Regions from separate parts of the Homo sapiens genome. Here region 1 is linked to region 2. The links are chromatin loops, found by intact Hi-C in ENCODE. Cell type or tissue: gastrocnemius medialis. All regions are shown on one strand. Links, peaks and the distances in the headings refer to the core of each region. The heading gives the core; the rest is flanking DNA.

Region 1 (16,800 bases), core at 4,537-9,536, 210 kb after region 2:
TCTTCACTTTCTTGTTTTTAGAAATGTTCCTGTAGAGCAGCCTCTAGTAACACCTCAGACAAATGAAATATCATTTCTACATCCCTGATCTCTCTCTCTTGTTAACGTATTGTGTAAATGGTGGAAAATGTGGTTTTTAAAGCACATTGAGGCTGGTAAAAGCTTCAAAGCCACCGCCTGCACTTACTCTTTAGACCACTAGATGTCAGTGTGATTGCTCTATGAAGCAGCCGTAACTTGGCAAGGTGCAGCATTGCACCAGAAATCAGCTGCTGCGAGCTTCCAAGCCTCTGGACTCCAGCAGAAGCTGGGGGGAATTTGAAGCCCAATGGTAGTAAACAAATAATGGACATGACAGTCAGGCAGTGTGGATTTCAACCTTTACAATAATTTCTCAAGGGAAATGGAAACCTTTTTAGCCTTTCCTTTTTGAAACGGATGGTCAACTTTTCCACGGGGTGCCTTAAGTGCACCATAACGCCTTTGATATTCAGGATCGCCTTTAATGGTACATCATAAAACATGTGGTTTTATTGGAAAGAGCACCCTTATCCTCCTCCCCCTCACCTATCACTTATGATTAATTTCTTAAGGTATCGGACTATTTGAAGTGTGTGTATCTCACATTGCATGGGGACGTTTTACTCTACCTAAAACCTCCGGTGGCATTCCCATAGCATGGGCAGAAAATCACAGCCACAACTTCACCCTTCCGGTGATAAGCCCATCTGTTTCCCACGCAGAATTATTTGTATTTAATGAAAAAATATTTAAAATGGTGAATATTAATTATTATTTTACATTAGTACTCAAAAAGTGTATATAGTTTTATCCCCTCAACAACTCCATGAGATGAGTTCTATTATTATCCCCATGTTTAGATGAGAAAACTGAGACACAGAGAGGTTAAGTGGCTCTCCCAAAGTCACACAGCTAATAGAAGGCAGAGTCAGAGGCCCATTTCTATTAATTACTTCCCTGCAAATCAAGTTAAATGGGGGGAAAAGACCTTGTGAATTTTTCAGAAGAATCAGCAATGTATACAAGACAGCCAAAGGCTCCGAGGAAAATTTGGAGTTGCTGGTTGCTTTGAAAGGCCTCCTTGGCTGATCTGCAGCTGTTTGTCATCATTTATCCAGTTTGCCAGGATTCCTTCTGAGAAGGCATAATTCATGGCAGTATAGTCCCTTTCTTTAGTCTATGTAGAAATCTCATGTGAATCCTCACCTCCTGCCAGGTTTGGAGGAAATTGAAAGTTACTCTTTCTCATCAAAAGGATGGACACATATTTGTTAGGAACCAGGATGAAATAAACCATCTGTGCCCAGCTCTGTTGGCAATAAAACCTTGTTTCTGGTTTCACTGCAAGACGTTATTTAACGCTAGTGGCACCAGAGGTTCCAACAAGAACACATGAGAGGCCTTATCCAGTTACGAAAGAGCAAGTGACAGACACGTTCCCGGCCACATTTTTATCTGCTTATCATCCTTTTGGCTACCATGAGGCTGAGTTTTAGTGTCTCCTGTTCATCTCTTTTGCTATTTTCCAACAGAACATGCGTTTCCTTCAGTTATTCAGCTAGCACAGTCTGTGCTGCCAGAATTTGGAAGTGGTGCTTTTTTCCTGCTATAAAAAATTACACATTTATTTGAAAGAAGAAACCTAGGCATAGCTGTTACCTGACTCCTGCAGAAGAAGGCGGAAGGATGGCCTCCTTTAGTGGATCTTCCTGGGCCAGGGTCTGGGCCCTACTCACTTCTAGCTGTCGCATCTGCTCTGCATGTGGAACTCAAGAACTGCGGAGCTTTCTGATGCCTGGCAGGGTTTTGTCCCGGTCAGTGGTTGAGTGAGCCACACCTCCCTCCCCTGACCAGGCAAACTTAGACAAGAAAAGTTCTATTATGCCCTCAGGATATTGAGTAATAAGGAGGAGAAAGGGGAACTTAAAAGTGTCTGTTCAGCCTGGATACTTCTGCTAACATTCCCACCAAGCATGTGATATTTAAAAGGGTAAAACCAAAACAAGATTCTCCTGCCTGCCACCATGTTTATTCAAGAGGAAGAAGCTGTAAGTTCTTTGGACCCATAATCTTTCCACACACCCAGGAGTGTCACCTGCAATGGGGGCCAAAGGGGGATGCTTACAATTAGAAAGGTCCACTGGAGCATGTGGAATATTTGGAAGCTAATTGCACCTGAGGTCAGGAGGTAAAGTGGTGTGCTTGACCATATCAACTGAAGAGTGGTCACTCATGTGTGGAAAGCCCACTAGACTCACTCTGTCGGCTCTCTGTTAGACTATTCTTGAGGCTGGAAGAAATGGAGTATTTAGATGATAATCCATGTGAAAAGACCACCAGTGGGGCTGAGTGTAGTGGGTCATGCCTGTAATCCCGGTACTTTGGAAGGCTGAGGCAGGAGGATTGCTTGAGACCAGGAGTTCAAGACCAGTCTTGACAACATGGTGAGACCCTGTCTCTACAAAAATAAAAAAAAAATTAGCCAAGTGTGATGGTGCATGCCTGTAGCCCCAGACATTTGGGAAGCTGAGGTGGGAGGATTTCTTGAGCACAGGAGTTCAAGGCTTCAGTGAGCTATGATTGCACCACCATTGCACTCCAGCCTGGGTAACAGAGCAAGATCCTGTCTGAAGGAAAAAAAAAAAAGAAGAAAGAAAGAAAGAAAAATAAAGAGAAGGAAAGAAAGAAAGAAACTCAAAAAAGAAAAGAGAAAAAAAGAAAAGAAAAGACAAGAAAAGAAAAGAAACCCCCCAAAACAGAGGCTACCATTGGGACTAAATGAGATTTTAACAAATTGTGATTGTGAAATTAACCTCCCCCACCTTCCTTCTACTCATTCATTCATAAACATCAAACACTTACTGTGTGGGTCAAGCACTGGCCAAGACTAGAAAGATGGAGAAGACAAGGATTTTCCACTCAGTGGCTTATAATCTTACAGACGTTATGCCAGAGATGGTCACTTTCCTCCCCGTATGATTTTCCCTTCTTATAGAGTAGTAGGGTCAGCAAACTATGGCCCGCATGCCAAATCTGGCCTGTGGAATGTTTTGTACAGACCTCAGGCTAAGAATTTACATTTTTTAAGAATTGTAAGAAAAGGGAGAAGAAGCAAAAGAAGACAATGATGGTAACAATGATGATGACAACAATGATGATGACATGGCTGAGACCGTATATGGCCTGAAATATTTACTATCTAGTCCTCTGCAGAAAAAGTTTGCCAAAAGTTTAGGATGCTTATTCTATCCTAAGAGATCTCTGGCTTTTTACCTGGCCCACAGCTACACAGGATAAGGCATTTTCTAGTCCCTCTTGACATTAGATTTGGCCATGTGGTTAAGTTTTAGTCAATGGGATCTATGCAGAAGGGATCTATGTAGCTTCTTGGTGTGTCCTAAAAGAGGGCCCCATCATGCTTTCCCCTCCCAGCTGGCTGGGATGCTGTGGGGGCCTGAGCTCTTCTGATCCAGTGATGACTAAGGTAATACTCTAGGCATGACAGAGCCAGGAGATAGAAGGACCTGGCCCCCAACACAGGAGACAACCCCATCTTCACTGGATTTTGCTAGATGGTTATAAAGAAGGGAACAGGAGGACAGACATTTAACTTTTAAAAATCAGTGTTATGTTGTGTCTCTTTTGCTGCAACCAAACATGTATTATAACCACTATAGAGATAGACACTGTATAACTAACCATGACACACTGTGATGAGTATTAAGCTCAAAGTATGAATAAAGGCATCTGGAAATACCCAGGAATATGTAATTCCTTCTGCATGGGGGCAGAAGAGTTGAGGAAGACTTTACCTAACATGGGACAGTTGATCTTGGGCCATGAAGGAAGCCTAACTGGAATTTGGGATTACTTGTTTTTCTTCTCCTCTCTGCCAACCTCTCTCAGATGGCCAAAACAAAATAAAATAATCCACTGGGTGAGGTGGCTCACGCCTATAATCCCAGCACTTTGGGAGGCCTAGGAGGGTAGGTCACCTGAGGTCAGGAGTTCGAGACTAGCTTGGCCAGCATGGTGAAACCCTGTTTCTACTAAAAAATCCAAAAATTAGCTGGGCGTGGTGGTGGTGCATACCTGTAATTCCAGCTACTCAGGAGGCTGAGGCAGGAGAATTGCTGGAACAAAGGAGGCGGAGGTTGCAGTGAGCTGAGATTGCACCATTGCACTCCAGCCCGGGCCAACAAGAGCAAGACTCTGTCTCAAAAATAAAATAAAATAAAATAAAGTAAAATAAAATAAAATAAAATAAAATGAAATAATCCTCCAAAAGCAAGCAACACGCCCTGTCTTCATGGAATGTACTGCCCCCTCTCCTTTTTCACCTGGCTAACTCCTGCTTATGCTCCAAAACCCAGTGTAGATATGATCTCCTTTTGAACTTTGTCCCACAAGACTGGGTAAGGCCTTCTGAGCTCTGGCGTCTTGTACTCTCTCTTAGTTGTTGGAGATATGTCTGTGTTTCTCACTAGATCATGAGTTCCTTAAGGGTTGGCGGTAACTGTGGCTTATTTGTCCTGGATTTCCAGCTTGTAGTACATTGCCAGGCATACAGAAGGCACTTTATAAACATTAATTAATGTATTAGAGGCCAAGGGCAGCTTCCTGGTTTGTGGGACTCTTGCTCTTTTTTAATGCATTTGTCCCACTAAAGGGAAGGTGAGCCCAGCAATTTATATCTCTCAGCCTCTGTGTCCTAAAAGTATATACATTTTTAAAAGTTTGCTTTCCAAAAAGGCAGAAAAGAAATGTACACATTTAGAAAGTTTTAGTTTAAAAAACTGAAAGTTTCATTTGTTATGAATGGTCTCTATGCTTAGTAGTGTCTGAAAGGTTTGAAGATTTAATAAAAACAACTAAAATGCTATGAGGTGAGTTTAGTAACATGATGGTATGTTTCCGAAATAAGCGGAAGTATAGATACTTGCTCAAATTTATCTTATTTTGAGCTTTTCTTATTATTACATAATAATAAACACCCATTTTTCTATTTTTATAAAATCTTTGCTCACAAAGGAAAATTTGTGCAGTAATATTATTTGATTACAACAAGATGATGATGCTGATAATTACATTTGATTCTCCCCTTGTCACTCTGTGTTATGTGTCTTATAATCAATAAAAGAGGGAGAGGAACAACAAACACTGAGGCCTGTTGGGGGAGGGCAATGGAGGGGAGAGCATCAGGAAAAATAGCTAATGCATGCCAGGCTTAATACCCAGGTGATGGGTTGATAAGTACAGCAAACCACCATGGCACACGTTAACCTATGTAACACACCTGCACATCCTGCACATGTACCCTGGAACTTAAAATAAAATAAAATAAAATTTAAAAATAAAAAATAAAAAAATAAAAGCAAAAGCATTGCTTTTCATGCAAACCTATTTTACTACATGCTTTGGCTACAGGCAACCAATTTTCTGAACTGGAGAATTAATGTAAGACTTTTAAGACACCGTATAGTAGTAGTATTTTCCCCTATCATTTAGAGGAAAATATAAAAATATGAGGAGCATATTTTCCTTTATGTATAGTCCTCCTTGAGATGGTGTTGACAGAAGGTGAAGTTGAAAAGAATTACTTGCATTATGTTTCTAAAGGAAACCAGTAATGTAATATTAAGTTATTATTTGAATATGAAGTTTTCATTATTTTTGTGGCTATTCACTAAAGGCCTTCATAAATTACAGGGAAACCTGAGCAATTAAATTTAAAAAAATCATTCAAATGCTTCTTAAATAAAGTTTTTGGTCTTAACATCTGCTACAGAATCAAGCTAACACCTCAGTGCTTCTGGATATTTATTAAATGTTTAGGGCTTCCATTCCCCCATGCAAGAGTAATTCTAAGCAAATGATGAATGTCTCAATGAGTAGCTCATTCTTTGTGGACGTAAAAACTAGGTTTCCACTTCTCTATCTGGTGCAGCTCTGTTGTGCAATACAAGGAGATAAAACCCTAGGTAAGAGAATTAGAGTGGGGGTGGGTGTAGTAGAGATGGAGAAGGTCAGCTTATTCTCAACTCACTACTCCCAGTATCAAATATCCATTTCAGATATAAGAATTTCTGTCTTTATACCCCAGCCCAAATTTTCTACTGTCCCTATCTCATCCCACACTCCCCTCTTCTCCAGGTGGAGAAACCCTATCCTGTGCTGTCTGCTCAGTATAATGATGACTTTGAGGTGTCAGCCTGTTCATGCCTATCACTTGTCAATGTGCTTGCTTCTCTGTCCTCTAAATTAAATACTGTACTTATTGTTGTACTTACTAGCAATTATATTTTTCCACAATTAAAAAAATGATGAAGTTAATATTCTCAAAGGAGTAAATAACACGAAACCGATGGCCATTCCAGCCATCTTTCAAGGAAAGGTGATCTGGTTCTGGTGGCCAAGCCAGCTCTGCTGTGCCAGATAAAAGCCTCCAGTGACTTACTCAGAAAACAAATCATGAATGTGTTTGAAAGTGAAATGATTTGGCCTCCAGTCAGCCTTTAGCACAGTCCTGACGGTTTCCCTTACTACAGGGATTAAGCGTCCTGTGAAAACAGATGGGGGAGGGCTGCCACCTTCTGCTTGCTCACCCAGGGAGTGGCCTCCCAAGCTTCGCCACTGCTCCAGACAGCAGCAGATGAAGCTCTGAGGAGTCCACGCCTTTCTGGAAGCTTGTTGTTGCCCTGCCAACATATATTGACTTGTCAAGAGCTCTGTCTTTAAGCCAATCACATCCTGATCACAGTTCATTAAAGGTGTGTATTCCTCTAGAGAGCTCATTGTCTGTTGTCAGAAATCACTCAGTGCCCAAACACATTAGGATGAGAATGGACTGTGTAGGAGAGAAGAAAAGAAATGGGTTCTGCTTATTTTCTTTGACTTTAACAGCTACTTCCCCTTACTCAACTCAACACTCATGTACACATATCAGAGAAGCATTACGATCTGCAAGCTGCAGGACTGGCTCCTATTTAATGTGTAAAAAGTGGCTTTTCTCTACTTTCCTCTCCCTAAATCCTTCTAACTTCAACCTCTTTCCTCTAACCTGCTCATTCTTCCTGCTTTCTTCCAAGTAGGAAACTACTTGGTTAACATCAGAGATTTTTCCACCTCCAAGCTTCTAAAATTCTAGAAATGCATTTATATTACGGAAAGTTATAAGGGACTTGAATACCTTCCAGAGGTTTTTGCTACATGGGGTTTTATTAGTGGACAAAACCTTATAAAAGATGTCAGCAATCTTTAAGAAGCAGAGGTATGAGAACAGTGTCTGCTTCCCCACTTCGCATCCTTTAGTCTCTTCCTGATTTTCTGCCATGCAGAAGAGTGGTCACTGAAGATTTTTGGTTTTGTATAGCTAGCAGTAAAATATATTTGAGTAAGCACTGCAAAAATGTGAATATTTATTAATGAACCCATATATATACATGTATGTATATATGTGTGTATGGTGTGTATGTGTCTGTTACAACATTTTAATTGACAGAGCATTAGGCTGGGAAGGCTCCAGAGTTTTAGGTTTTTATGTTAGCAAACCAAAGCCCAATATAAACAATAAGATAAACTTTACCAATTAGAATGGCCAACTAACATCTAAGTAAAGACTTTCCCAATCAGATACTGCCAACTAACCTCTAACTAGTCTTTTTGCTCTAAACAGTCAAATATATTTTCTTTGTCTTTTTTCTTAGTGCACTTATGAAAACTCACTGCCCATGCTGCTGGGGTGGAGCTTTCTGAACCTTTTGTGGTTCTGATGCTGCCCAATTCATGAATTGTTTTTTATTCAAATAAACTGCTAAATTCATCTTGTACGAAATTTTTCTTATAAAGTATGTTATGCATATACTTTAACCATTATAAAGTGCAAACAAAAATAGAAAATAAAGGAAGAGATTTTTAAAGTATAAGATTTCTAACAATTTCTCTTCATGCCCAATGAACTGTCTTGAACACTCCTCCTGAGATACTCATTTTATTTTGGAGGCAACTGATAAAAAAGAGTGGAGAGAGAAAATCATTGCACTAGAAGTAGGCAAAGCATACAGGGATCTTTCAACAAAACCATAATGTTCACCAGTGGTTGGTTCCACTTTTTTAATAGTGTTAACAAGTTCCTTTGCTCAGCATGCAAGTGTGCACCAAGCCCACAGTCTGATCCAAGGCTTATTTCGTCACAGCATTTTGCCCCAGCTGCAGGCCTCTCATGGGTCCCTGGTTCACAATTCTGAGGGTCTTACTGTTGCTCTCCTGGCTAGGTAACCACATAAGAGACATTTTCCCCTGAATGTCCAACAGGCACCATCTACACAAGACTGAAATGCGAGCTGAGGATTGGCTTTAGACTCCTTTCTCTGACTTACATGTTCATGTGTAACCAGCATGTCCTGTTGCTCCTGTCTCCCAAGTGTTGTTTGAATTCAGCCTTTTCCCTCCAGTCTCAGTGCACCAACTTCATCATTTCCTGCCTCTTTAACTGCAGTGGCTTCCGATAGAATTGTTCTGCCTCTAATCCTTTCTTTGCAGGGTTGTCAACATGATCTTCCTATGCTTAACTGGATGATATTTGCTTAAGCCTTTCACTAGCTTTCCAAACCTTTAAAAAAAAAAAAAATCAACTCTTTAAGAGTACATACAAGCGTTTCCTTCATCAGAGCTTACTACCTCTTCACTTGCATGTGGCATTGCTTTTGCTTCTCTCACTTCATGTCTTCTTCCACATTGTCTTACCCTTTGTTAATCCACCCTTTTTCAAATTCAGCTAGAATTTCACCTCCTCCATCAAAGTCTCCTCTGACCCTTTCAGAGTATGTATTGCATCGTATGATAGCATTCTACATCTTCATTCTACTAGATCTTGTCAGGGGTAGAGTTCACTTTCTTATTTTCATGGGTGTGTTTAGAATAGTAGTTCTCAAACTTTAGTGTTCATAAAAATAACCAGAGGAGATTAAAGTGCAGATTCCAGATTTAGTAGGTTTAGGGTGGTGCCAGGCAAACTGCTATTGTAACTAGCTCCCTCCTCCAAGTGACTTTCATTTATCATTCTTAGAGTTTAGTGCAGCATCAGGTGCTTAGGCCCTCAATAAATGTCAATAAAAGAAGGCATTCTCTATCTCTTATCTTTCCATGCCTAATAAGAAAATACACTAATATTGGCTGAGGCAAAAGCTATATTGACTACACATTTGTCTGTGGGACTTTTGATAGGCTATATCTGGGTGCAGAGAATAAAACTCACAGCATAAATCTGGTCTTCAGACCTGTTTTTGTTGCATCTCTGTGTGTGCAAACACACATACATTCACATAAATTCACACACACTCACATACGTTCATATAAATCCATTAAAAGTAGTTTGGAAAAGCATAAAATGATGGAGAAACTTGTCCAGATTAAAATATACCAAAAAGATATAAAAATCAAGTGTAATACATAACTCTTGGTTGGATTCTGGTTTGCACAAAAAAAAAGTTGATAAGATAATTTTGGTACAACTGGAGAAATTTCAATATGGGCAATTAAATGTTATGAAATTATTATTTTTCATAGGGGATGCCAATAGTATTATGGTTAAACTAGAGAATGTTCGTATTCTTAGGAGGTGCATGCTGAGATCTGTGAGAATGAATTGTCATTTGCACAACTTGTATTCAAGTGGCTTAGGAAATAATTTATATACACACATATGTGGCAACACATTAACAATTTGGTGTAAATCTAGATGAAAGGGATATAGATGTGTGCTGTGTTATTGTTTAAGCTTTTCTGTAGATTTTAATTTTTAAAAATGATAAAATATAAACACTAAAGTGAATTCATGTAATGATGGAAATTTCTAGCTTTCCATGCAAAGTCTGATTCTCTGATGCAACAATTTGCTGGAGCTCTGAAAAGCCTCCAGAGTTTGCCATAATGGCTTCCGTCATTGAAGTCACCTGCCTGAATCCAGTAGGCCTTTGGTTTGCAATCCATGGAAGAAAAAATTTCAACTCCTTAATAACACGCATAAAGCTTTCCTTCATCAGGCCTCATTGAGTCATGAGCTTTTGAAATTCTCCTCCTGATTCTCTTTATAGAATTGTTTTTCTTGAATCCCATAAGATTGACCCAAAATGTTTTTCACTGGGGAAGACCTTTCACCTTGAGAGGGCCAACTGGGAACTGGGAACAGAAGGCTTGGATAAGACATATATGCTGTTTCCATTCTTGACACACATATAAAGCCCAGTGCATCTCTCTAAGATCAATGATCAGATTGGAATAAGATGAAAGACTCAGAGGCAAAGGATAACTTTTAACAAGAGCAATAATATTATTTCCACCTTCTAGGATCTGGGGTCCTGGCCATACAAATCAGGATGAATAGAACTACATTTAGTTGGTAGATAGATAAGTAACCTCAAATGAAACACAGTGAAATCATGATAGAGACTGTCTTTGGGAAGCAAAGGCAAGAAATAGGCCTGAGGAACAATTATGACTGAATTTCAACTTTATATATAATGTTTATTCTTTTCGTATTAGAAAGACTTTAAGCAAAGATGACAAAATCTTTGCCAGTTCTTAGTGATGAATACATTGTTGTTTCTTATATATTCTGTTTCTTCTGTTTGTAAAATTTCTCAAAACAAACAAACCAAAATGTGTCTACCCCTCATGGGACAAAGATATCCACAAATATTTTGTACCATGGACATGCCAACTTTGGAAAAGTTGTCACCTATAGTAATGTGTTGTCAGTTTCTTTCCAGAACTGAAGGAAGTGGAAGTAGAATCATAAGCCTCCAGTTTTCTTGACTACTATTGAATATTAGGAATCATTGATTTTAATTTCAAATCACCAGGGTCAACATTTTTTGATACCGTATTTCCCCGTAATTCCCCAGTGGTTAAAGAAAGAGGTTAGCAAAAGAAAATCAAGACAAAAAAGTAGAAGATACTTCTTATATATGAACTTCCCTTCCTTTTTATTTTCTTACTCTGAGAGCTAATAAAGCAAGATCTCTGACTTATGATGTAATCTTTCCTCTTTTTTGGTTCTGAGAGCTAATAAATTTTAAAACACAATTAGAGTATTACAGTTGATGACCCCTTTGGGATTTTTACCTAAATACAGTTTTCTCTCACGATAAAATTAGGATGGTTCTTTTGTCCACTATAATTTTTTTGTAATGCATGGAAATAAAATGAGATAGTAACAAGGCTTTGTCTTACAGTGGCAGAAGATCTCATCTCTCTGTGTGAAGAGTATGGCTACGATCCTAGGACTGGGGTCTGTCCTGATTCAATGTCCTCCTGCCTTCTTGGCCAGAATGGGACTGGGGCTATCAAAAGGAGCCTGGGACTCAGGACCCAGGGAATAGTGGATGAATCTTTTAGAAGACAGGGGCTGATACTCCCTTACTAAAGGATCCATGTAAAACACAGTAGGACTCTGAGCTTGTTGGAATGGGATTGATGTCCACCATTCCCCAGTAGAGAAGTGCAGACAACAAGCTGCTTGCACGAAATACGAAGCTAATTTGTTCTATAGAGTCATTCTCTGCAGTGTTAAGAGAGTGACTATAAAAGAAGAAACCAGGGGAGAAATCAGCCATTGTCCAGACTTAAATAAAATGACAGTGGAAACTAGTAACTCACCTGAACTGTGTCCATTTCCAGAATTAGTTGAAACTCTAAACTCCTTTAAGTCTGACCAAGGCGGGTGAGTTGGGGGTACATCCTTTGATATTCACTTTTGACATTTATGTCTGCCTTAACTTAGGGATATGATTTGACTTACTGTATGAAAGTCAAATAATGATTAATAGCTACCTTTATTGTGGGATTAACATATTCCAGGCAAGGTGCAGAGAATTTATATAGATTGTCTAGTTTAATCCTCATAATATTGCTAAGGTGATGATTATGCCCATTTTATAGATAAGGGCAATCAGGTTTAGAGAGGTAAAGTGAGTTGCCTAAAAGGCAGAAGAGGTCCTGAAACTTCAGTCTGTATAATAGTCCAGATCCACTTCGTTAAATACACCCAGTGATTCTAAAAGCTGGCTTCACAAGAGAATAACCTGAGGGTAATTTTACAAAATGCTGACAGCCAGGCCCGTGTGGTTCAATTAAATCACAGTACTTGAGTGAGGTGCCTGGGCATCTGTACTCTTCAGAGCTCTCAGATGATTCTAATGGGCAAATCAAGATCGGGAATCTCTGAACTACTTTATACTGTTTCCAACATAACTAAACTCTTCCTATAGTGAGGTAGGCAAAATAACGTCCCCATCTTCCAAAAGATGTCCACCTCCATATCCCAGGAACTGTGAATATGCTACCTTATATAGCAAAGGGGAATTTGCAGGAGAGCAATTAGGTTAAGAATCTTAAAATGAGAAGATTACTCTGGATTATTTTGGGAAGACCCAAGTAACCAGAAGGATCGTTATACATGGAAGCAGATGGCAGGAAGGCCAGTGTCAGAGTGATGCAGCTGAGAAAGACTTGATCAGCTATTGTTGGCTTTCAAGCTGAAATAAGGCCATGAGCCGAGGAATGCAGGCAGCCTTTGGAAGCTGGAAGAGGCAAAGAAATGGAGCCTCCGCCAGAACCTCCAGAAGAAGCACAACTCTGCCCACACCTCAGAGGCTCATTGCAGACTTCTGACCTCCAGAACTATAAGACAATAAATTTCTGTTGCTTTAGGCCATGAAATTCATGGTAATTTGTCACAGCATATATATATGTATATATGTATAATATGTGTATATATATTTCTGTATATGTGTGTGTGTATATATGTATACATATTCTTCCACATCCCTGCAGCTTCTCTTCTGTCTTAAACATGCTTACAGTCACTTTTTTAAAAAGTCCTATCACTGTGTAAAAATGTATTATTACTTCAGTGAATTGGCCTTACCTAGACACCCGTTCAAAGGCATTATCCACAAGGCTGATGCTGGCATCACGGTCTAATGACTGAAACCCAACTGGACAGGGTACAGCTGAGAATTGCTGACTCTGTGAGAACTTAGACTTCCCTGTCTCAGTATACACACACACACACACACACACACACACACACACATATATATACACATACATGTATATATATTAGTAGAGTGAATGGAATGACTGATTGTCCCAGGCCAACCGTAATAAAAATGGAGCATAATCTTGTGCAAATATCTTTCTATTTAAAAAGGAAAATATACTAAAGTGTTGTATCATGATATTAATATTGATTAGAACAAGGAGGAAGAAATAAAGATAATGAGCAGGAAGAGCTATTAATCAAGACATATTTATTCCAGGAGGCAGTTTGATGGAATAGAAAAAAGTACTCAGCTCAGAGCAAAAAAAAAAAAAACAAAAAAAAACAAAAAAAACAAAACAGCTGTAGCCACCAGCTTCAGCTGCTGTTGCCCTGGGATTTCTGTGTTACCTTGGACAAGTCATGTCCCCATTTCCATCCTCAATTCCATGAATTCAATTAGGGAACACATTCAAAAGCACCTGGCACAGTGCTTGGCACATGGCAAGTACGAAATACATGGTTGGCCATCTTTTCTCTCTAAATGTACTGAGTACCTTTTGGGTTACAAAGCTTTCTGTTAGGTGCTATGGCAAAGTTGAATAAGAAAAAAATCTCTTCTCTCAAGAAACCCAAGGCTATTTGGAAAAACATATGATATATTTCTGGAAAATTCATAATACAATGACTATTGCAGGGTAATATATTTCAAGAATGAAATAAACAGCCCAGTCATAAGAAATTATTACACATTGGAGTGCTCCTGAAATGCTACTCGAAGAATGGGTAGGATTTCGTGGGCTGAGAGACCAGGAGATTAGTGCAAACAATGGGAGAAAGAGTGCTAATAAGGAGGTGCTCAGACACTAATTATTTCTCAAAATTCTTATGTGGCTGGGAGGTGAACAGAGGTGCAGAGAGCTATTTCTCTTTCACAGAGGGGAGAACTGAGACAGGGAAGTCTAAGTTCCCACAGAATCAGCAATTCTCAGCTGCACCCTGTCTAGTTGGGTTTCAGTCATTAGACCACAGTGCCAACTTCAGCCTTGTGGATGATGCCTTTGAAGGGGTTTCTAGGTAAGACTGACTCACTGAAGTAATAATACATTTTTACATAGTGAAGAGACTTAAAAAAAAGTGACTGGAAGCATGTTTAAGACAGAAGAGAAGCTTCAGGGATACGGATGAATTGTATATCATCAAACTGTTTGCCTTAGCTCTGAGCTCTTGAGAAATAGGTCAATGTAGAACAATGAACAATGGTGAACTTTCTCTGAACCAAAGATAAGAGTGGCTGAAAGAGCAAGACAGAAAGATACCTGTTTCAGAACATGCACACACACTACACATGCACACACACGCATACCAATCTCCTTCAGGAGTCAGCTTTGATCAAAATGAACATTGCATGTTTGTACAAAAAAGGAACATTTAATATAAACTTTTCTGGCATCAGTAGCCCATATTACCCAGAAATATAAGTCACATGAAACTAAAGAAATGAATAAGCTACCAGGAAGGTGAGTCAGGGCTGCTCTGGGCACCACTCTACCCGTTCTCCTTGCAATAACCCACAGATGTGCAGCAGGTCTCAGAAATGGTATTCAGGCTGACAACGGACCCAGCTGTCCTCTCAAATTGAAATTAAATCCTCATGTAAAGCCATTGTAAGTGTGACATTTTAGCATAAACATTTATTTTATTTATTTATTTATTTATTTATTTTTTATTTATTTTTTTTGCTTTTTTTAAAAATTATACTTTAAGTTTTAGGGTACATGTGCACATTGTGCAGGTTAGTTACATATGTATACATGTGCCATGCTGGTGCACTGCACCCACTAACTCGTCATCTAGCATTAGGTATATCTCCCAATGCTAACCCTCCCCCCTCCCCCCAACCCACAACAGTCCCCAGAGTGTGATATTCCCCTTCCTGTGTCCATGTGATCTCATTGTTCAATTCCCACCTATGAGTGAGAATATGCAGTGTTTGGCTTTTTGTTCTTGCGATAGTTTACTGAGAATGATGATTTCCAATTTCATCCATGTCCCTACAAAGGACATGAACTCATCATTTTTTATGGCTGCATAGTATTCCAGGGTGTATATGTGCCACATTTTCTTAATCCAGTCTATCATTGTTGGACATGTGGGTTGGTTCCAAGTCTTTGCTATTGTGAATAATGCCGCAAGAAACATACGTGTGCATGTGTCTTTATAGCAGCATGATTTAGAGTCCTTTGGGTATATACCCAGTAATGGGATGGCTGGGTCAAATGGTATTTCTAGTTCTAGATCCCTGAGGAATCGCCACACTGACTTCCATAAACATTTCATTTTAAAAAGTTTGCATGCAACTAGAAAGAGCTAGCAAATATTTGGCTGGGCAAATAAACGGTTTGGTTTACAAGGAGGAAGTTAGACTTAGATGTAGCCCCCAAAGAGCTGTGGGTAATTAGTTGACTGGATGAAGAACCATGGTGAGCATCCTTAGCAGTGTCTCCTGGCCAGCTTAGAAACAGAGTTCTATTGGCTTTATTCTTTCTTCAGTTAATCATTGCTTACAAGTCCAGTTGTTTTATATTTGTACTCACCATCTTCTAGAGCAGTGGTTCTCAACTCTTTGGTTTCAAGACCATTGAATGCTTAAAAATGATCGGCAGACTCCAAAATGCTTTTGTTAACGTTGGTAATAAGTGAGAAAACTTTAATTTACTTATTAATGCATTTAAAATAACAATAAATCATTACATATTAACATAAAACTTCTATGAAAAATATATTTTCTAAAACAAAACTTTTAGTGAGAGGCTTGGAATTGTTGTACATTTTTGCAAATGTGTTTAATGCCTGGCATAATAGAAAACAGCTGTATCCTGATGTTTGCTCTGCATTCAGTCTGTTGTGGCATATTGTTTTGGTTGAAGTATATAAAGATATGGCCTCATACAGACATGTAGTTGGAAAAGGGAAGGATATCTTAATAGCCTTTTCAGATAATTATGTAGTATCTAGAAAATTCCACTGAGAACTCAGGAGAAAGTGATAATGAAAAAGACAAGTTAACATAGTAGTATTATTGTGTAGGTAGTTTTGACATTGTGCGTTGCCTGAAAGGGACTTGATGACTCCCAGGCATCTTTGGATGACATTTTGAGAACCACTGCTCTGGCCTTTCTCTAGCTTAGATGGGGTTTACTGTTATCTGTGGCTAACTCTTTAAGTAAACTGACTGTGAACGCCACATGCATGATATCCAGGCTCATTTCTAGGTCTTTAAACAGCATCTTCCACTTAGTTCCATATTCACTGCCCCATCACCACAGCACATATGTCAGGAAGGCTGATTTCTCATGGAAACATAAAGAGTATGAGAAAAGGTCATTCATCAAGGCTGTTTTTGTTTTTAATTGTATTTGTGTTTTTATTAAAATATTACTGATCCTTAAAATGCTTAAATCCAGGCATGGAGACACATTTGTGAATCTTAGTTAATTTATAAATATAAAAGTATTTATGATTGTTTCCTATGGAGCCCATGTCCTAGGCAATGTGATTATAAGATTTAATCAAATGGTCCTATTGTGTCAAGGAGCTCAGTCTTTGAAATACAAAGAGGCAATTAAAAATTACATAGTTGTGGAAAACAGTGTGGCAATTCCTCAAGGATCTAGAATTAGAAATACCATTTGACCCAGCAATCCCATTACTGGGTATCTACCCAAAGGATTATA
Region 2 (16,800 bases), core at 7,624-12,623:
TGGGATTATGGGCATGAGCCACAGCGCCCGGCCTCTCACTCAGACTCTTTTAAAGACATCTTTCCTTATCTTTGGTTTCCAGCAATCTTATTACAATGTTTCTAGGTGTGGTTTCCTTTGTAGCTATCCTGCTTAGGGTAAACAAAACTTCCTAAATCTCTGGGTTGATCTACTTCTGCAGTTTTGAAAAATTCTATACAATATATTTTCAAAACTACTTCTGTCCAAACTCTCCTTCTGGTAATTCAATTAAATGTATGCCAGATCTTCTCATGTGTATCACAAATCCGTAAATCCTCTTTTTTTTTTTTTCCATTTTATCTCAATGCTTCAGTTGAATATTTTCTATAACCTGTTTTCTGATGTGTCTAATCTTCTATTACATGTATCTAATGAGTTTTTAAATGTAGATACTGTATTATTCCCTTCTTGAATTTCCATTTAATCCTTTTAGCCATTCCAATGTGCTAATGAAATTCTTCATTTCACATCAATTTTCTCCATACGTCCTCTATGTTCATGACATAGTTGTTACTGAAAATAGGTTTCATCTAATAAACCTGAATGATGTGGATCATCTCTGGATCTGTTATTAACTGTTTTCCCTTTTGTTCTAGTCATGTAATCCTGTCCTTTGGTAGCTCCTTAGTCTTTGATTGTATATAAAAACTTGCAAAGATTTGATGGTGTTATCTGTCTCCACAGAAGGTTCAGCCTTCTTTCTGTTAAACCACTAGATGGTGTTGAGTCCACGTTAGGTGGTTGCCCTGGTAAGACCAGGCCTACCTCTGCTTTTTCCCTGCCACCTGAAGTTTCAACTGAAAGCTTATTGTTAAGAAAACTAGTCCAAGGAGGATGAAAAATTTAATTTTTGTCCTGCAAACTCCATTCCTGATTTTCAAAGATTTTCTACTTAGGTTTTAAGTTTCTCATCCCAGGTAGCCCCAGGATTAAACAACTGAACTGAGGGGAGAATCTCCTCATGCTTGATGCATCTAGGTAGGACTCCACCAAAACCTCTGTGCTGTTTTTTGACTTTCGGCAACAGTATTTCTGGGCCTAATGCTTGAATCCCGTTTCCTGCCCATACTTAACATCAGCAAGTGTCCCCTGGGAAAAAGTTGTTGAAGCAGCTTATTTGTACAAGATTCTCTCTTTTCTGAAAGGTTGGTGTCTGCACTTATTGTTGCCCGAGCAGCTTCCTGCTGCCTTCAAACAGGTTTTCCTAGTTTTCATTGAGAGCGGTGGTCTAATACTACCTTTATGGATCCCACCTGGATGAATATATGCCAGTTTAATCTAGATATGAGTCTGGAGAATTGACTTTTACCTAAAAGTTACATATAATGTCCTTAATTGATTTATTGCGGCTAACTGAAATGGATTAAAGAGAAGATAAATCATTTATTTAACACTGAAGACCAAGAAGGGTCTCCAAAGTGCTAATATTCTTTCTCAGTATGAAGTTATAAACATTGTAACCATACAGTATAAAGCAACCAAAGTGATCAACATATCACATCACATCCACGAGAAGCATGGACCCTAAGAAAAAGCTGATAAAAGTTCACTACCCTATTGGTAGGATAACTGTAAAAATTTCCTGTCCAATTTTTTCTTTAGAGGAAATAAGGGGAGGGAAGGGGAAGGGAGAGGAGGGGAGAGGAGGGGAGAGGAGGGGAGAGGAGGGGAGAGGAGGGGAGAGGAGGGGAGAGGAGGGGAGAGGAGAGGAGGGGAGGGGAGGGGGTCCCAAACAGAATAGGGTAGGAGACAGGACTAGAATAGCTGCTATCAGATATTGCAACACTGCTGATATTACAATACTGGTATTCCTTAAAATTCTGATATGACGAACAAAGAGGCCTCAGACTTTCAAAGAGTATGTTTTTCTTTTGTTTTTACTGTCTTGTACAGTGTTGAAAGTAGTTACAAATTTAAGAGAATGCGTTTTTATACATACATATTTAAAATAACATAAAATTTTCTAAGTTTTGAGATAAAACTTCTATACCTCTAAAAAACCAACCATATACCTAAAATTAAAAGTGACAATGTGTTAGTAAAAAATATTTGCAACAAATATGGTAAGAAAAAGGTTAAGGCACTGTATGTAGTTTGCTAGGGCTACTATAACATATGTCACAGACTGGGTGGCTTAAACAACAGAAATGTACTTTTTCATAACTCTGGAGGCCAGAAATCTAAGATCAAGGTGTTGGCAGGGTTGTTGTTTTTTTAAAGTCTCTCTCCTTGCCTTACATATGGCTATTTTCTATATCTTCCTATGTGTATGTCTGTCTCCTAATCTACACTTTTTATAAGAGATTATATTAGATTAGGCCCACCCACCCATATGACCACATTTTTCTTTAATTATCTTTTTCAAAGGCCCTATCTCCAAATACAGTCACATTCTGAGGTATTGGAGGTTAGAAATTCAACATACGAATTTTGACGAGACACAATTCAGCTCACAGCATTCCATCCTCACCTAGCAAACTAATACAGATCCTTATAATGTAAAAGGTTGAAACAAATTGAGGAAAAACTTCTCAGGACCCCAAAGAAGAACAGGCAAAGAAAATGTACAAGGAATTTACTGAAGAAATATAATTGACAAATAAATATGACATATATTCATTTTTCCTAAAACCCAAATCAAATGAATTGCAAAGTTCTACTTACAACTCACAAAAATGGCAAAATATTGTTTTAAATATTATTGTATATTATTTTATTATTGTAAATATTTCAGAAAATAGTTTTAAATATTGTATATTACTATAATAGTTTTTAAATATATTGTAAAATATTATTTTAAATATTATTATATACTGGTAATGGGATTGAAAACTGAAAATATTTTATAAAATAAATTGGAAAAATGCACTAGGATCAAGATCCACTTTTGGAGATTTATGTATTTTAAATTATTTTACTAATATAAAGTAGGTTCAAGTACAAGATGCTTATGACATTATTTATAACATTAAAGAAATGGGAATAAAATGTTTATAAAGGAGGAACTTCATGAGGCCATTAAAATACTGTAATATACAATCATAAGAAAAATATGCAGAATCTATTGCTAAATGGGGAAAAGATTCTGTAAGACATATTTCTTAAAAACACACTTTAAAAAAAAAGGATATACATCAAAATTTTAACACCAAAAATTTTTTTAACAACAACTCCTCTGCGTTTTTGTGTATTTTATAAATGTTCACAATTAAACATGTATCACACCATCTAGGAATAGTTTTATATATAGTATTGATGAATACACACAGAAGTAACAATTATTGACTGGTAATCTTCTCAACCCTGGTAGTACTTCTGTAAATGAAAACAACTGAGGCTTAGAGAGGTTAATATGACTTCCTAAGGCCACAAAGCCTAATTAAGTGGTAAAGCTGGAAATCAGATCAAACCAGTTTGACGCCAGAGCCCACTATGAAAAATATTACTATAATTTTGTATTGAAATTATTTACACAGGGTTGGGGGTTAGGGGAAGTAAAAAACAATTGAACATTACCATCTTATTTCATTTCTCCAGCCTCAAATGTGGCATCAAGAATCTGGAGAACTGCACCCTGGCTATATATATACATAAAACAAATAAGAAAATTTAACTATTGTTTTCTCCAGAACTGCTAACTAAAAATATACCATTAAAAAAAAACTGCCCATTTCAAAGAATTAAAATATAAAAAACTGCACTTTCACTCCTTAAAATAATTTATTATTTTAAAGATTTCTCACATATTTCAGAATACTAGCATTATCACTATGTGGTACCATACATGAGTAAGAAAGAAAAATATGGTCAGCTTACAGTGTTATCATTACTTCATCCTTGGGAATATTCAAATATATATAATATAGAAAAATTAAGGTTAGAATTTGTTTATATCAACATACAAAATATTGTGCTTTCAAACTGGGAAAAAATGTTACTTTCTTAAATTATAATTTACACATATCAACTCAACTGCTTAAAAAGGGAGTATTTCCATTCCTCTGCTACAGTAATAATGAATGTTAATAAAATGAAAGGTTGTAAAATTCTACAAATATACAAAGTCTTGTCCTTTAAAAGGTTGGTTTTTCCCCTAAGTGTGTACTTGACTCTCATTTCCTGCATTATATTTTTCATACTTGCCAGTCAACCTTGTAGAAAACTATAGATTCAGAGAACACAATTTTCAAATTATCTACCTTCTCAGACGAGAAAAATATATGACCATTTATCACTTAACATTTCCTAGAGTTAGCAGTTTTAGTGAAAAAGTTAAACAAAATTCAAAGGTATTATAATCTTAAAAAACAAACACGCACCATTTAAAAAGTGTTTAGAGAGGTGTGTCATTTTCTGATTATTAATGTCAATGCATCTCAAATGCAAGAAAAGTTTTTGAGAAAGATGCTGAATCAGCTGGAAACTGGAAAATCATAAATAACTAAAAAGAACAATTATGGCAGAAACACAATATATTTGTTATTAATTAGTGCCTATTTTCCAGACATAGTAAATGGAATTCAATAATGGTTAAATTTAACCATTTAACCATTCAATAATGGTTAAATGCCTTCAGGTTGTTTCCAGGACTGTAGAAGAGGGCTTTAATCAGTCTTAAATGAAAAACCTTTTGAATTAGAATTATCCCGAGCAGTGATTAAACTTTCTATGTGTAAATAAATTCACATATATATTGGGAATAGGAAAGAAGATAGTAATAGAATTCTAAATTTTGGATTATCAAAGAAATATTATACTTTCACTGCTAATCACTAAGAATTCATATATAAATCTCAAAATATTATGAATAAGAATGACTTTGATACAAACTTCTTGTGATGACTACCTTACTAGTTATCTCCTAATTTAAATAACCAAACCCTAAAGTACACATTAAACTGTTTAGCTCTTTTTCTATGTGATATGGTTTGGCTCTGTGTCCCCACCAAAATCTCACCTTGAATTCTAATAATCCCCACGTGTCAAGGGCAGGACCAGGTGGAGATAACTGAATCATGGGAGCAGTTTCCACCATGCTCTTCATGTGAAAGTGAGTTCCATCTATGACCATATCACCCTGAACACACCCAATCTCGTCTGACAGTGAGTTCTCACGAGATCTGATGGTTTTATGAGAGGCTTCCCCCTTTTCTAGGCACTCATTTTCCCTCCTGCTGCCATGTGAAGAAGGATGTGTTTGATTCCCCTTCCGCCATGATTGTAAGTTCCCTGAGGTCTCCCCAGCCATGCAGAACTGTAAGTCAATTAAACCTCTTTCCTTTATAGATTATCCAATCTCAGGCAGTTCTTTATAGCACTGTGAGAACAGACTAACACAGTAAACTGCTACCACAGAGAGTGGGGCACTGCTGTAAAGATACACGACATGTGGAAGTGACTTTGGAACTGGGTAACAGGCAGAGGCTGGAACAGTTAGAGGGCTCAGAAGACAGAGGAAAATGTGGGAAAGCTTGGAACGTCCTATAGACCTGTTGAATGGCTTTGACCAAATTGCTGATAGTGATATGGACAATGAAGTCCAGGCTAAGATGGTCTGAGATGGAGATGAGGAACTTGTTGGGAACTGGAATAAAGGTGATACTTGCTATGCTTTAACAAAGAGACTGACAGCATTTTGCCACTGCACTAGAAATCTGTGGAACTCTGAACTTGAGAGAAATGATTTAGGGTATCTGGTGGAAAAAATTTCTAAGCAGCAAAGCATTCAAGAGGTGACTTGGGTGCTCTTTAAAACATTCAGTTTTATATATTCACAAAGATACAATCTGGAATTGGAACTTATGTTTAAAAGTGAAGCAGAGCATAAAAGTTTGGAAAATTTGCAGCCTGATGATGCAACAGAAAAGAAAAACCCATTTTCTGAGGAGAAATTCAAGCTGGCCACAGAAATTTGCATAAGTAACAAGGATCTGAATGTTAATCACCAAGACAATAGGGAAAAATGTCTCCAAGGCATGTCAGAGATCTTCATGGCAGCCCCTCCCATCACAGGCCCAGAGGCCTAGGAGGAAAAAGTGGTTTCCTGGTCAGGGCCCAGGGACTTGCTGCTTTGTGTAGTCTTTAGTGCCCTGTATCCCAGCCGTGGCTAAAAGGGGCCAAGACAGAGCTCAGGCTGTTGCTTCAGATGGTGCAAGCCCCAAGCCTTGGCAATTTACACATGGTGTTGGGCCTGTGGGTGCACAGAAGTCAAGAATTGAGGTTTGGGAACCTCCATCTAGATTTCAGACGGTGTATGAAAATGCTTGCATGTCCAGGCAGAAGTTTGCTGCAGGGGTGTAGCTCTCATGGAGAACTTCTGCTAGGACACTGTGGAAGGGAAATGTGGGGTTGGAGCCCCCACACAAAGTCCCCACTGGGTACTGCCTAGTGGAGCTGTGAGAAGAGGGCCACTATCCTCCAGACCCCAGAATGGGAGATCCACCGACAGCTTGCACTGGGCGCCTGGAAAAGCCACAGGCACTCAATTCCAGCCCATGAAAGCAGTCAGGAGGGGGTGCTGTATCCTGCAAAGCCATAGAGGTGGAGCTGCCCAAGGCTGTGGGAGCTCACTTCTTGCATCAGTGTGACCTGGATGTGACACATGGAGTCAAGGGAGATCATTTTGGAACTTGAAGGTTTAATGACTGCCATATTGGGTTTTGGACTTGCATGGGGCCTGTAGCTCTTTTGTTTTGGCCAATTTCTCCCCTTTGGAATGGGTGTATTTACCCAATGCCTGTACCCTCATTGTATCTAGGAAGTAACTAACTTGCTTTTGATTTTACAGGCTCATAGGCGGAAGGGACTTGCCTTGTCTCCAATGAAACTTTGGACTTGGACTTTTGGGTTAATGCTGGAAAGAGTTAAGACTTTGGGGGACTGTTGAAAGGGCACATTTGTGTTTTGAAATGTGAGGACATGAGATTTGGGAGGGGCCAGGGCAGAATTATAAGGTTTGGCTCTGTGTTCCCACCCAAATCTCACCTTGAATTGTAATAATCCCCATGTGTCAAGGGTGGGATCACGTGAAAATACTTGAATCATGGGGGTGATTTCCTCCATGCTGTTCTCGTGATAGCGAGTAAGTTCTCATGAGATCTGAGAGAACTCACTCACTATCACCGCTTTTATAAGGGACTTCCTTCCCCCTTAAAAAGTCCTCTGAGAGAACTATCAGTGGTTTTATAAGGAGCTGCCTTCCCCCTTCACTCAACACTCATTTATCTCTCCTGCCGCCATGTGAAGAAGGACATGTTTGCTTCCCTTTCCACCATGATTGTAAGTTTCCTTAGGTGTCCCCAGCCCTGTGGAACTGTGAGTCAATTAAACATCTTTCCTTTATAAATTACCCAGTCTCGGGCAGTTCTTTGCAGCAGTATGAGAATGGACTAATATACTATGAAAGATACAAGAAGAAATAGAAGAACATAGAGTGAGTTAAAACATGGACATCCTGCGAAGCCTCTACTAATAATCAAGTTGCTAATTAATCTTCAACAATTAGGTAGCAGTTTCGTCACTACTATTTTTGCCGTTACTGTTGACATCCTATCTCCTGTATTAATGTAAGTCATTAAAATGTAATTCTGACTACCCTATTATATAGGCTTGTTATTATATATTAAGAACAAATCATTGACTATGTTTAGAAATTGTTAAAGACTTTACAAAATGTTAAGAATTAGCGTTTACAGTCACATAAAATGCTAAATTATTAGACACCACACTTTTCATTGGGTTTGGCACTCCCCATGCCATCCATGCATTTTTTTTAATTGGCTATCAGTCACAACGCCTAGCTAAACCTGACCAAATAACATCAGAGTTCATATACAAAGATGCTAAGAGAGGGTTACTCTCTGCTTTTCAAGACTAGAAGTATTAAGGATGATGTATTTTATCTTAGTCCCATGGAAAGTGTTTATCTGAGAATGAAGACAACCTGAAAGAAAACAGGAATGAAAAATAGAGTGGCAGCATGTAATTGACAGTGTCTCAACCCCTGGGTTGTCTTGTCTGAAATTAGGATCCAACATTTGATATTCCTAATTATGTACACAAAAAATTTCTTTATATTTTAGCTAAGATGAATTAAGTTTGTTGAATTTATTACTTATAAACAAGTTAAACTTTCAGTATCTTAAGTCCACAATTATTTTATGAGTATAACACGTTAAACTTAACATTTTTATAAAAGCAAAACAAATACTATTATACAAATCTTATTTTAAGACGGGTTAAAGATTTTGATAATGTCACTGGTTTGACTATTAAAATCCATGTCCATCATCAGTGAATCAGTTATTTGTTATAATAAATCTACATGACTTTCTTACACAAATACTAAAATATTCAAAAAGGGCTATAAACAATTATATCCTGTCAAAGTTACAACAGAACTGTATATTATCTCCAAGTATTAAAAATTTGTCTGTTTATTAAAATGATCAAGTTTTAAAAAATGTAATGACTAGTTAAAACTAGGTAGTTCTAAATGCTACTCCCATTTTACTTGTATTACTCTGAAGGTTAAATAGTTGTAAATAAGCAAAAGAAACAACAACCCTAATTTTAAAAAATGTTATCTCACATACTAGAATTCCATGGCACAGTCTTTTACATGGCAATTTAGACACAAACACACACACACAGAGCTACAAAAAAAGTAGATTGACATGTATAGAAAAGGAAAGCATGCTATGATATATTGGGATGTGGAAAGCAGCAAACTGCAAGTCAATACACATTTACATACAAAGATATATATACACACATACACATTTATATACACATATCATGCTGTCATTTAAAAAATACCTTTTTGCATATACATCTACAGTCATGCACTGCATAACAACTTTTCAGTCAATGATGGATCACATGTAGAATTGTAGTCCCATAAGATTATAATACTATATTTTTACTGTATCTTTTCTATGTTTAGACACTTACCATTGTGTTAAAACTGCCTACAGTATTCAGTACACTAATATGCTGTACATGTTCATAGCCTAAGAGCAACAGACTATACCACATAGCCTGGATATGTAGTACACTACACCATCAAGGATTGTGTAAGTACACTCTATGATGTTCACAAAATGATGAAATCACCTAACGATGCATTCCTTTACCATACCCTGTGTAATAATGGTAAATAAATTACGTATAACTGTATAATAAATGGCAAATAAACTGAGCATGATAGTAAACACTTCATTTTATTTTGCTCATTTAAATCTCACAATTCCCAAGAAAATACACATACACATTTATAATTATACCAGAAAAGGATACTTTCTAGTGGTTACCTCTGGAGAGTGGTATTTCTGTCAGAACAGGGAGGTGGGTGGGAAGGGTATGAAAGGGAAGAATTTCACTTTTTATCATATATTCTTCTGTACCATTTTAATTTTTTTTACTCAGCTTATAATACCTTAAAGTTTTTAAAAAGCAGAACAAAATAAATATTCTTTTAAAGCTTTTAATATAAATATATGAGATTAAATATAGGAAAAGAGAACTTTTAAGATATAAACGAGCTAAAATATTTTCATCTTTAAAAAGCAGGTCTTTAGATTATGAGCATGTTGTCAGTTATAAAAATAGAATACTAAGATTATACTCATCAGCAGTCTGTTATACACATTACTTTATCCAGTGAGATGATGTCAGAAGGCAAGCATGGGTGTGTGACATTCACATGGTTAAAGGATCACATCACTAGCTCCGTTTCTTTATACCTTAAAAGGAAGTTTAGTTTTGAAGCTGAAGTTCACCCTATACAACATTTTAATGTCACTGTTCTATTAAGATAACTTAATCCTAACAGGCTTATACTTAACAACAAAACAAATGCCAGTAAAAACAAAAACTCATATTTAAAATGCATCATCTTCCCAATCTAATATAATACCATTAATTAAACACATATTATGTGACACGCTTTTGAGTAGAGAGGGATATGAGGGTGGAAAAATAAATACTACGTATTTTTTTGTGTTTGAGAAACTCAGTTTAGTAACAGAGCAACCCACAATAAATAATAAAATAGATAAAATTTAGTAGGCATATCTATCAAATAATGGAAACACAGAAGAGGGTAGCAAACAAACTCCACTAGTCCTGGCATCATAATTATTTTTCTTATTTTCTTATTCTATAGAGCTATTCTCAGAAATTGCTGAGAATTCCTAAATTTTACTCAATAAGCAAATGAATGAATTTACAGGTTTTATAGGAATACTAGTTACCTAAATATTTATAAACCCAGGTCTCTAACAAATGGAATTCAAGACACAGTACAATTAAATTCAGTGTTCTGTGCTGCATATTTGAATAAATTTTATAATAAAATCTACACACACATTTATTTACAGAAATGGTCCTTAATGGGGGGCAATTTTGTCTCCCAGGGAACATTTGGCAATATCTGGAGACATTTCTGCTTGTCACAACTGGTTTGGGGTGGGGGTGCTACTGGCATCTAGTAGGTAGAGGCCGGGGCAGTGCTGAACACCCTAAAATACACACAGCAGCTTCTCAAAACAAATAATCATCTGGCTCAATTTGTTAGTAATGCCAGCATTGAAGAACCCTGATTTACAGTAATAGTTTACCAACTGACAACTCAAACTATTAAGCAGACTCACCATCTTACAGTCAGCTAAAAAACTAGAGAAGTGACAAAAAACAAAAAAACACAAAACACAAAAACCAAACATGAGGTTGAATCAAGGCACTACCTATTACAGAGCACATATTATGTGTCAGGCACTAGACTGAGACCTTGCCTCTACAGAAAGCAAGATTACCTCTGAGTAAAGAAATCTGCCTAAGATTGCCCTGACAGTTAATCACAGTTGGGCTGCAAGTCTCCATCTGTTTCATCTAAAGCTCATGCTTTTCCCAGCACATCACTAAGCAGCCAAAATAGATTTTATGAAGTCCAAAGTTCATGGACTTTATTCATGGGACAGCCCCTAAGATCCTGACTCAGGGCGTACTCACTCTTAGAATAGACAAATTCTAATAAGTTTGGCTATCAGGATTTTAAAATCATGGCAACATAGCAAAGAAAGGGGCTGCTACAAAGCTTGCACCAAGGCCAGAGGGATATATGAAAATCATTTTAAAAAGGATATGGTAAAACAAAAAACAAACAAGACAAAAAGTACAAAAAGTTTAGAGCCTTCATTACAGAGATACACTGCATACTCTACAGTGGTACAACGGAGAAAAGGAAGGAGAGGGGGAACAGAGAAGGGGGGAGAGGGAACTGAGAAAAGAGGGAGGAAGAGAAAGGTGACAAGGAAGGGTGAAGAAAAGAGTGAGAAGATGAAGGGGCGAAAGGAAGAAGTAGAGAAGGGATGAGAAGGAGAAAGGGCAGAAGAGAGTGGGGGAGCACAAATCAAGAAAGAGAGAGGAGGTGGAGCGAATAACTTAGTGAAATACTGTGGGGGAAATTTAGACCAACAGAAAACAAGGAAACTGAAGAGAGAAGAAGAAAGAAAAAAAGGGAAACTAATCCTAATGCAAGAAAACCTGGGACCTAGACAGAAATAAATGAAGAATGAGAAGGGAGAATAAGAGGTGTTCAACAGATTCCTAGAAATGAAGGCCAGAGGTGTTCAACAGATTCCTAGAAATGAAGGCTTTTAAGCCACTCCTGTTCCAAAAAGCTGTGTATCTTCACTGTCCAATGTGGTTAGTAGATACTAGTTGCAAGTGACTATGAGCACTGGAAATGTAGTTAGTCTTAATTGAAGTTTGTTGTTAAGTATAAACCATAAACTTGCTTTCAAAACTTTAGTATGAAAAAATAGTAAAATAACATTTAATAATGTTTTATACTAATTACATCAAATGATGTTTTAGATATACTGGCTTAATAAAAATATTAAAGTTAATGTCATGTTTCTTTTTACTTTTTTAGTATGGCTACCAGGAAATTTAAAATTACACATGTGGCTCACATTATATTTCTATTACGCAACACTATTCTAGATTTTTAAGATTGCTGTAAGACCCATGCTAGTAACAAAGTAAAATAACAGGAATTACTGCCATTCTTACCTCCATCCCCAACTTTCAGAATCCTGTTGGCAAGAGATGTGGAACTATATTATCTAGCTGTGCAAACTTGGTTATAACAGTAATTATAATTGCAAACAGGACACAGACCTCTATTATAATTGTTTTTAACAGTTAAAACTAAGCAAGTGAGGCTTATTTGAATTGAGTGAAGACTGGTGAAATAAAACTATAAAATTTAATAAAAGACAATGAAACTAGAAGATGCATTTTGCAACCTTGGAACAATGTTGCGGTCTTAAAGATTTGACATTATCTCACCACCATGTTGAAGAAAGATGTTTGAAGATTTTCATTACATTCACTCACACTACAAAATACATGCCCATACTTTTGAAAGCCCGTTCTCCAGTACCTAGTCAATGTTTTTAAAAGCTGTTTTTTAAAAAAAAAAACTTTCTCATCCCTCATATAAAATCATTTTATCATCTCTTATATATTAAAAAACAGCCAGAGTATTTTAAAACTTCACTACGGAAAAATAAATGCCTATGTACTTGCTTCTCTAGCTATAGAAAAAAACCTATATTTATTGCACAATACTACATAAAAAATTGTATTACATAGTGACTATATTCTCATCCCCTTCTATTTCTATGAAATAAAAATCAAATCCAAGTCACAGTTCAATTACTTGACAAAGAATATTTGGAAGGATTAAAACAGTACTGCTCAAACTTGAATGTACACATACATTTACTTGAGACTCTTTATTGAACTGTAGATCCTGATTTAGTAGGTCTGGGGTGGGGCTAAAATAGTGCATTTTCAAACAAGCTTCAAGGCGATACCAATACTGATGAACTGTGGATCATATTTTGAGCAGCAAGGGATTAAACATAAAATGATTCTTTCATTAAAAACAATTTATATTTAATATACTAAAAGGTGGGGGGAACGTTATCCCAAAGACCCATTCTGTTTTCTATTTTAGGGTATCTCCTAAAATAGCAGGCATTTTAGTGTTTGCATGAATTGGCTGTCCAGCATTACAAGGCTGAGAAACATACCAATCCACTCATCAAACTCAAGAATTCTGGGCTGCTACTAGAGATCAAGTCAATATTTATTTGGGACCAGGGCCCCCACAATTTGGGCTCTAATTTAGATCCAAATAATGGGGATACAACATCAGGAAAAGAGAAAGTTATAATATAGTTCTTTGGGCTTATGGCTATATTTATGAAATATGGCACACATATGTAGTTACATATGAATACTTACAAGCATACTTCATTTTATTGAGCTTCACAGATACTCTGTTTTTTACACATTGAAGGTTTGTGGCAAACCTGCTTCAAGCAAGTTCATTGGTGCCATTTTTCCAAAAGCATGCGCTCACTTTGCATGTCTGTCACATTTTGGCAATTCTTACAATACTAAAAATGTTTTCATTATTATTATCTGTTAGGGTGATCTGTGATCAGTGATCCTCAATGTAACTATTATCATTGTTATGGGGCACCATGAACTGGACCCATAAAGGACGATGAACTTAATAAATGTGTGTTCCAATTCCTCCACCAACTAGCTGTTCTTGTCTCTCCCTCTCTCCTTGGGCCTATTTCCTGAGACAAAATATTCAGTAAAATTGGGCAAATTAATAACACTACAATGGCCTCTAAGTGTTCAAGTGAAAGGGAGAGTCAACCATCTCTCACTTTAAATCACAAATTAGAGATTGAGCTTAGTGAAGAAAGTCCAGAGAGGCCTCTTGAGACAAACAGGTAGCCAACTTGTGAATGCAAAGGAAAAGTTCTTGAAGAAAATTAACAGTACTACTCCAATGAACACACAAATAATATGAAGGCAGAACAGCCTTACTGCTGATAGAAAGTTTTAGTGGTCCAGATAGAAGATTAAACTGGCTACCAACATTCCTTTAAACTAAAGCCTAACCCAGAGCAAGCAAGACCCCAACTCTCTTAAATGTTATGAAGGCTGAGAGGTGAGGAAGCTGCAGAAGAAAAGTGTGAATGGTTCACGAGGTTAAAGGAAAGAACCCATCTCCGTAACATAAAATGGCAAGGTAAAGCAGTAGGTGCCGATACAGAAGCTGCAACAAGTTATCCAGCAGATACTGCTAAGATCACTGACCAAGGTAGCTACACTAAACAACAGATTTTCAATGCAGATGAAACAATCTTCAACTGGAAGAAGACGCCATCGAGAACTTTCATAACTAGAGAGAAGTCAATGTCTAGCTTCAAAGCTTCAAAAGACAGGCTGACTCATGTCTGGGGCTAATGCAGCTCGTGACTTTAGATTGAACCCAATGATCATTTACTATTCTGAAAATCCTAGAGATCTTAAGAATTATGCTAAAGCTGCTTTGTCTGTGCTTTACAAATGGAACAAGGCCTGGATGACAGCACATCTGTTTACAGCATGGTTTACTACATATTTTAAACATACTGTTGAGAAAACAGTATTTGCTATTGCTCAGGAAAAAAAAGGATTTCTTTCAAATTGTTACGGCTCATTGACAATGCACCTAGTCACCCAAGAGTTGACAGTTACAAGGAGATTAATGTTGTTTTCATGTTTGCTAACACAACATCCATTCTGCAGCCCATGAATCGGGGAATTGGGGAATAATTTTGATTTTCAAGTTTTATTTTAATGAAATACATTTTACAACACTACAGCCACCATAGACAGTGATTCCTCTGATGGATCTGGGCAAAGCAAACTGAAAACCTTCTGGAAAGGATTTATCGTTCCAGATGCCATTAAGAACATTCCTGATTCATGGGAAGAAATCAAAATCTCAACACTACCAGGAATTTGGAAGAAGTTTATTCCAATACTCATGGATGACTTTGAGGCGTTCAAGGTGTCAGTGGAGGGAGTCATTGCAGATGTGGAAGAAATAGCAAGAGAACTAGAATTAGAGGGGGAGCCTGAAGATGCAACTGAATTGTTGCAATCTCATGAAAAAAGCTTTAATGGATAAGGAGTTCCCTCTTATGGAAGAGCAAAAACGGGGTTTCATGAAATCTATTCCTGGTGAAGATGCTATGAACACTGTTGAAATGACAACAAATAATTCAGAATATTACAGAAACTTAGTTGATGCAGCAGTGGCAGGGTTTGAGAGGACTAACTCCAATTTTGAAAGAAAAAATGCTATCAAACAGCACTGCATGCTACGGAGAAATCTTTCGTGACAGGAAGAGTCAATGCGGCAAACTTCATTGCTGTCTTATTTAAAGAAATCGCTACAGTCACCTTAACCTTCAGCAACCACTACTCTGATAAGGCAGCAGCCACTGACATTGAGGCAAGTTCCTCTACCAACAAAAAAAACCCCACAATTTGCTGAAGGCTCAGATGACTGTATTTTTTAATCAATATTTTTAAATTAAGGTACACGCATTTTTTAAAAACATAATGCTATTGCACACTTAATGGACTACACTATAGTATAAACATAACTTTTTATATTCACTGGGAAACCAAAAAACTCGTGACTTGCTTTATTACAACATTGACTTTATTGCGACACTTTATTGCACTGGTTTAGAATCAAACCCACAATATCTCCAATGTATGCCTGTACCATATATTATCAAGTAAAATGAGTAGAAGGCAAAAGAAATACATCCTTATGTGAATAAAAGGTTGAACTGTAAATTTCTCAGTGATTTTATTCTTTTCTGAACCTACCAAATTTTCTGTAACAAAGATATAATTCTTCTATTACACAAATACATTTTTAAGATACACTGGACAAAATCCATGAGAAGCAGGAAAGAAAAGCATTAATGCTGAGTGAATACACAAGAATTTGTATTTAATGATGGTCAAGAAACATTTAGTAAGTGTGGTAAGGAACAAAGAATTTTAGACAATAATAAAAATTCAAGTTACTTACCTTAGTAAAGTTATTCAGATGGCCTAGCTTTCTCATATTTGATACTCCCTGCAATCTGGCCACATTTTGGAGAATCTCTCTTAAGTTATCAGAAGGTTCTAGAAGGAAAGACAAGACAATTTAACACAATTTTATGAGTATTTTCCTGTTCAAACACATAAAACATGCAGTATTAAAACTTCACAACTTTGGCTCTTGGTTTAAAGTCTTACCCTCCACCCCAAATCTGTTAATTTAAATGACTTCAAAGTCTGTGACGAATCCAATTAACTTCACATCTCTACTCCCCTGTACCCATGGTCCAGCTCTGTATCATTGCCTGGAATTACTCAACCACAAAATCTTAAATCTTGCTATTATTTGAATGTGTTCCCCCCAAAGTTGTGTTGGAAACTTAACCACTAATGCAAAAGTGCTGAGAAGTGGGACCTTTAAGAGGTGATTAGGTTATGAAGGCTCTGCCCCCATGAATGGATTGTTAAGGAGGAAATGGGTTAGCATGAGAGTGAGTTTGTTATAAAAGCTTTTGGCTCTCTCTTGCATGCACCACCCCCACCTTGCTTGTGCTCATGCTCTCACAAGCATCTCTCCCCTCACCCCACCTCCAGTGCTCTCTTGACCTTCCAGCATGGGATGACATGGCAAGAAGGCACTTACTAGATGAAGGCCCCTCGACCTCAGACTTCCCTGCCTCCAGAACTGTGAGAAATAAATCTCTGTATTTTATAAATCTCCAGTCTCAGATACTGTGTTACAGCAGCATGAAACAGACTAAGAAAAATCTCAGCATCACAACTTTCACTTGATAG

What was found. Hi-C counts contacts between places; a loop is a spot of excess contacts. Peaks named below come from ENCODE experiments on the same cell type or tissue, not always from the same donor. Only the 100,000 strongest peaks of a DNase experiment are listed, where the experiment ranks them.
Region 1: it touches region 2 in a loop (2.2-fold over the local background); 4 of 110 quality-filtered maps call a loop at or near these places.

Annotation. Positions count from the first base shown.
Region 1 is chr5:39,217,763-39,234,562 of GRCh38, forward strand. It overlaps FYB1 (FYN binding protein 1), which reads right to left and starts at 1,801. Exons shown (of 19, transcript NM_001465.6): 1 at 1,681-1,801. RefSeq lists an enhancer at 2,877-3,378 and a silencer at 14,245-14,539. In gastrocnemius medialis, for the core only: no CTCF peak of the experiment used is centred there; a DNase peak (open chromatin) is centred at 6,599; H3K27ac peaks cover 1,101 bases.
Region 2 is chr5:39,005,048-39,021,847 of GRCh38, forward strand. RICTOR (RPTOR independent companion of MTOR complex 2) reads right to left here. Exons shown (of 38, transcript NM_152756.5): 3 at 15,992-16,089. Among named protein-coding and RNA genes, the nearest start is that of RICTOR, 61 kb to the right of the region's middle. RefSeq lists a silencer at 6,818-7,024. In gastrocnemius medialis, for the core only: no CTCF peak of the experiment used is centred there; a DNase peak (open chromatin) is centred at 9,704; H3K27ac peaks cover 3,774 bases.